2 separate regions of the Homo sapiens genome follow, and region 1 is linked to region 2. A link is an interaction called in ENCODE POLR2A ChIA-PET data of the cell type or tissue named here. Cell type or tissue: PC-9. All regions are shown on one strand. Links, peaks and the distances in the headings refer to the core of each region. The heading gives the core; the rest is flanking DNA.

Region 1 (2,923 bases), core at 127-2,626, 220 kb after region 2:
AACAAAACCCCATGACACAAGTTTACCTACATAACAAACCTGCACATGTACCCCTGAACCTAAAAGTTAAAAAAAATTAAATAAATAAAAAGAAAGCTCAGAAAGGACTGAGGCCTGCATCGTCACACTAGAGCCTAGCAAGCTCACCCCATACCTTCCTAACTATCCATACTCTTTCAATCACTTATTTTAACAAAGAAAGGAAAACGCAAGTGTCAGCCGCAGACTGGTGAGCTGAGGTTAGCATACAGCAGGATTATGAACTGCTAGGCCTGGGATGCATCATAGCAAAGGAGGCTAAAGATTACTTCCTGCTCCTCCAGTCATATCCTGAAAGTTCACACTGACTGCTAAACGAAATCACATTTTCCATACTATTGAAAGCAGTCCCTGCCCTGCACTCTGGTGAACTGGAACAAGGTGACTTGAGCTAAGTGAATCAAGTAATTTAAAAACAGAGCTAGAAATAGAACCCAGGTATCCCAATATCCATCTTCCTCTCCAAAAAGACAATAGTAAGAACTAGCTTTAAATGATCACTTTGCCATGTACAGGCATTTACATATAGGTTGATCCTTACAAAGCACTCTTATGAGGTAGGGGCTATTATTATCACAATTTGCAGGTGAGGAAACCTGCTCAGAGAGACTGTCATTTTCCAATTTGAGACTGCCAATAAGCAGTGGTGTAGGATTTAAACTTGGGCTGTGTGAGTGCACATTCTTAACCACCATAACATTCTGCTTCTAATCCTGAGAGCTCATCTTAACAGTAATCAATCTTACTTTTCCCTTTAAAAACTTTTCACAGCTCACTCTTTCAGATATTAGATGCAGAACATATGCAATGCAATTGCCCATTTATTCCAGGAGTTCTAGAAGGACTAGGGGGTTAGAGCTCGGGCACGGTAGAGAAAGGTGAGAGAAGACACATTTTGTTCAGCCCCAAAGTCCACAAAGACGAAAACAGAAGATATCTTTAAAATGGAGGTGAGCAGAAGGAAGTAACATTGTCTTTTACTAGAGGAGTGGTTTTTCCTTAGCCTCTTCCTTCTTTTCCCTTCATCCACTGCAGTAGCCACAGCAGAGTAACTCTACTTAAAAAGTAAAGGTTGATACCATTCAACTGTGACTTCCTAACAATTCAGCAGCAATTTTTTGTGTGTTGCGCAAAAATAGCACAGAACTGGAAGCTAAGAGACCTGAATCATCTATCCGAGATCAACCAATTACCAGCCTTTTTTAGGCAGTGTTCCCTCTTCCATAAATAAGGGTATGATATTGACTTACGTGTGGGCTTGCTTCTTCCTGCTCCACAGCTATGAATGGAGCCATAAGAAATTGCCAATATCTGGCTATTTTTGACCTACAAGAGTGGTGATTTCCTAATACACAGACTTACACACAATTGTTGATGCTAAAGTATCTGTTTCTTACCTTCTTAATCTAATTCCACCTAATTCTAGCATCTGCCAACCTTCAAAACTTGTGGCTGTCGAAAGAGATTCAAGTACCAGCTCAAAGTGGAGAAATATTTTATTTAACTAAAGAATCCTTGAAATGTGAAGGAGGACTAATACATCTAAAATAAGGAGGCGATATAAGCAGTTGCAGAAAGACACCACTAATCACAGCTAAGGGGATATATGGAAATGCAGTTTTAAGAGGCTACGCAAGCCCTGAAGCTGTGGATCACTCAGTCCCCCTGGCTTCCTGAGCCATCTTTTCCATAGCAGATGGATATTAAATACTTCAAGTTGGGTGTGTATATGTTGGCAATGATGATGGGCTGGTAGAAATTCTATTCTACTTTCTTTTAGCAAACATGCTTACCAGCAATATGCAATGAGAAAAGGAGAGACAACTTTAGTTATTGGAAACTCGCCAAAGAAACTCTGCTGTCTCTAAAATTTTCCTGAGCTGTGGTATTTATGCAGTCTGAACTAAGGTTTCCGTGTCCAATTTAATATGAAAAGTCATCTGTTCCCAAGCCTTAGACAATGGCCACACAAAAGTAAAACAAAAGCTTATGGAGTTGCAACAGTGACCCTATTGTTTGTCAACCCAGATTTAACAGAAAGTGAAAAAATCCAGCAGAATCATTTCAAAGCTTTATCTGACTATCTGAATAGCTAACTTTGTTGTTTTTTAAAGTTATAATTTCATACTATTATAAAAATAGTAGTGTCCTGTGACTCTTTTGCCCTACTTCCCCCCCCATAATCCAATGATACTATCTTTTAAAACTATAACATAGCATCAAAACCAGAAAATTGTCACTAGGACAATATTGTTAACTAGACTATACTCGTTGTTCAAACTCCATCAGTTTTGACATGAGTTCATCTGTGTGTATGTAGGATTGTACAGAAGTATACACATATACTTTGCTGCAGTTTCTCATAACTACTTTAATATGGTTTCATATAACTAACCACCAAGATCAAAACACAGAACTATTCCATCACCACGAAGGACTTGCTTGTGCTACCCCCTTTATAGTTGCTTCCTACTTCCAATGTCCGTATACCCTGGATATCACTATTCCATTCTCCATTTCTAAAACTGTCACTTCAAAAATGTTACAAAATTAAAGTATATTTTTTTTTGAGACTGGCCTTTTTCATTTAGCATAATGCTCCTAAGATGCACCCGGTTGTTGTGTACCAATAGTTCATTTCTTTCCATTGCCAAACAGTATTCTATTGCATGGATGTACCAGTTTGTTTAACCATTCACCCATTAAAGGACATCTGTAGTACTTCCAGTTTCAAGCTATTATGAATAAAGCTGCTATGAGGGAGGTTTATGCATACAGGTTTTTGTGCGAACAGTTTTCATTTCTCTGGATTAAATGCCCCAGAGCAATTGCTGTGTCATAGAGTAACAGCAATATTTAGTTTTAGAAACTGCCAAGTGACTTG
Region 2 (2,923 bases), core at 249-2,748:
CAGTGCACAGAGCTAAGGGTCTGCCTTGGAAGACCAGTGTAACAGAGACCAAATGAAGCCTATGGTTGATCCTGCCTGGCTTTCCAGATCCCTAATGCAGAGAAGGAGTTAAAAACAAGATTCTAAGGCTGTTTCCAACTAGGAATGCTTTCCTAGCTAAGTAAGCATCTGCTTTCCAGATTGACTAAAAAAGGTTTCAAAAGCAGTACTTGAACTCTAATGTACTTTTAATTTACCCAATTTAGAATCTGAATCTACGAATAAGATCCCTCAGATTAAATACACAGAGGTAGAAACAATTCTAATCTAATCCTAAATAAGAAAAATAACACTTTAGATTTCCTTCAAAGTTCCCTCACAGGCATAACAATGTTGAAAAAGCCATGCGAAATCTTAAGCCTATTTCCTTCCCAAATATTCTACCAAAAATTTGAGATTTAAAATGCCTAACACTTACACAAATAAAATACAGTGTCATAAGGCATTTGAGGGCAGCTAAATTCAAAATGAAATTCAGTCATTCATACCTTTAATTAAACTCCAAAGCTTTAAGCATGTACTGTGTATGTCAGGGCAATTTTTGGAAACTGTTTTAGGTTATTTAGCAAGATTTATAAGTTTATAGAAAAAATACAGACCCTTTATATGATTTTAGCTTGTACAGGAGAAAAGAACAGAACAATATGTGTAAAGGAAAACATTTTTCCATTTGTGATTTCCACTCTGCTGGAAAACAGGGATGTGGCTAGGCATTCAAACGGCGCTCTGCCCTTACCTCCTCCCATACCCCCTCTGCTGACAGGCTGTAGAGATCCAAGTGCCACCGATGGGTCCCTGGTGCTTGGGAAAGAAACCCTGCTGGGTCACCAAGTGTGAGGTCTGTCTCAAGCAATTTTTATATTTTAAAAAAGAAGAACCACCACTAATAACCAACACATTTATCTCATAAAAATTGGATGAAGGCAGGAATTTCCACCCTCAACCAAGGGAAGCCCAGCTGGGCTCCCGATTGATGAGTGAGATCTTGCTTAGGGAAAGAGAAAAGTGGACATGAAGCCACTCAGAAAATGGGTCACACCAGTAACAAACTGAAAATGTCAAGGAAACGTGGCCTAGTTACAGGGCAGAGCTGTGGCCTCCACAGCCCAGGAGCCTGAGGTGACAGAGGGAGGGTATCTGGCATGTCCAAGAAACAACAATGAACGAGTAAGTAAGCTGGAATCCCCAAGGGCACTGTGGGGAGCAAGGAGGGGCAAATGAATCCTTTTGAAAACAATGAGGCGTTCAGGTTATTTCCAAAGGTGGGGAATGTCACCAACTTTTCAGGCAAATCGGTCTGAAGAGATCTTTTCTGCTTGGAGGTGGGTGAGAAACAGAATTCTCCATCTAAAAGGAAAGATCCTTCTCCACAAAAAGTTGATCCAGCCACAGAGGAAAACTTCCTCTTTCAAAGCCCCACATTCCAAAGGATGACAAATAGAGACAATTCTAGTAAAAGCATAGCAGCCTGTTTGGGTGTAACCCTTTGGCATAAAATAGCATGGGGATGGTAAAATTGCTTTTTAAAAAAAAAAATGCTATGAATTATCACTTGTCTAATGCATATTATTCATTTTGCCATTCATTTGGTCTCAATAAATAACAGCTATGCACACAATTATCAGGTACCCTGTGGGATTCAGAGGTTTCCAAATCTTTCAGGAACAGGGTGTGGCGTGTCTACCCTAGCTGGTCTTGCTTTAAGGAGGGGTAGCACCTGCCTCTACAGCAGAAGTTCCTTCCTCCTCTTCACTGATCACTTAAAGCCTGGACTGAGTTATAGCTCCAGTCTCAGATTCAAGGTAGGAGGCTGGTGGGGGAAGGTGAGTGGGACAGCCTGGGACATTTCTCTGCACAGGAAAAATACATACCATGGCTGAGGGACTGGAGAAAAAGTAAGGACAGTTTGTGGGGGGAGCCCTCCAAAATAATACTATTAATTGCCATACACAGTACTAAAATACGTAAGTAAAAGATGATCTTAATTTTCATGCCACCTATTTGAGGAGGTTATGATCACACTATTTTACAGATGAGAAAACTGAGGTACAGAGAGCTAAAGTCACTTGCCTCCTTCTCCTCCAAATCCCTATCTCCTTGGTTCTCCATTAGTTTTCTCCCTGGGACTTCTCAATATACTGTGTGACATACTGTGTTAAACACTGATTTATCTCCTGTCTCCACTAGAATATAAAATCCATGAAAGCAGAAACTCTTTTTTTTTTTTTAATATTTTTAAATCACTGTATCTTCAGCACTCAGACCACCACCAGGCCCACAGTAGGAGTTCAATTGACATTTGTGGAATGAATGTTGACCAACTAAAGTGGAAGATTAGTAAAATTTGAGAGATATCTCTGAAGGCAAGTTTTCCCTGAATTTCATCAGAGAACAGCTGAATCAAACTCAGAAGAAGCCAGCAATGTTTCAGAGAAACAACTCTGTCTGGACGCAGGCCTTGTTTATCCTTTGAATTCCAGGGACTGTTCTCTGGCCACTAAGACAGGAGAAGAAGGTTGACTCTGGCAGAATCTGCAGGCGTTTGGCATGCGTGCGTCTTTTAGGTCACCAGAAATAACTTGGAAATGCATGAGCGTGTGTGTTAAGACAGAAGGACGAGAAAAATTAGTTTTATTTATGAGGCTACTGAGCAGTTAGTTATTTTTTAGGGGTGGGGACCACTTAGGCAGAGAGAACTCCAAGGTTGGGTTCCATCATTGCAGTAATCATCCCAGCCCTCCTAGCTTTCTTTCAATCTTTCAATCTTTGTGGTCTAAAGAAGGCATTTACCTAGTAGTTTCTAATTTGGGGAAATTACTGCAGCATGTTATGTCCCTGGTGGGGCATTCCCTGACTTCTTTCTCAGCATTTGTTTACTTCCTCC

Evidence for each region. ChIA-PET counts read pairs that join two places held together with the same protein. Peaks named below come from ENCODE experiments on the same cell type or tissue, not always from the same donor. Only the 100,000 strongest peaks of a DNase experiment are listed, where the experiment ranks them.
Region 1: POLR2A ChIA-PET joins it to region 2 with 5 read pairs; 2 of 35 experiments call an interaction of 5 or more read pairs at or near these places.

Annotation. Positions count from the first base shown.
Region 1 is chr5:142,937,475-142,940,397 of GRCh38, reverse strand. The region is part of intron 11 of ARHGAP26 (Rho GTPase activating protein 26); the gene reads right to left. Among named protein-coding and RNA genes, the nearest start is that of ARHGAP26-AS1, 70 kb to the right of the region's middle. In PC-9, for the core only: no CTCF peak of the experiment used is centred there; no DNase peak of the experiment used is centred there.
Region 2 is chr5:143,153,505-143,156,427 of GRCh38, reverse strand. The region is part of intron 20 of ARHGAP26 (Rho GTPase activating protein 26); the gene reads right to left. Among named protein-coding and RNA genes, the nearest start is that of ARHGAP26-IT1, 38 kb to the left of the region's middle. In PC-9, for the core only: no CTCF peak of the experiment used is centred there; a DNase peak (open chromatin) is centred at 1,467; H3K27ac peaks cover 992 bases.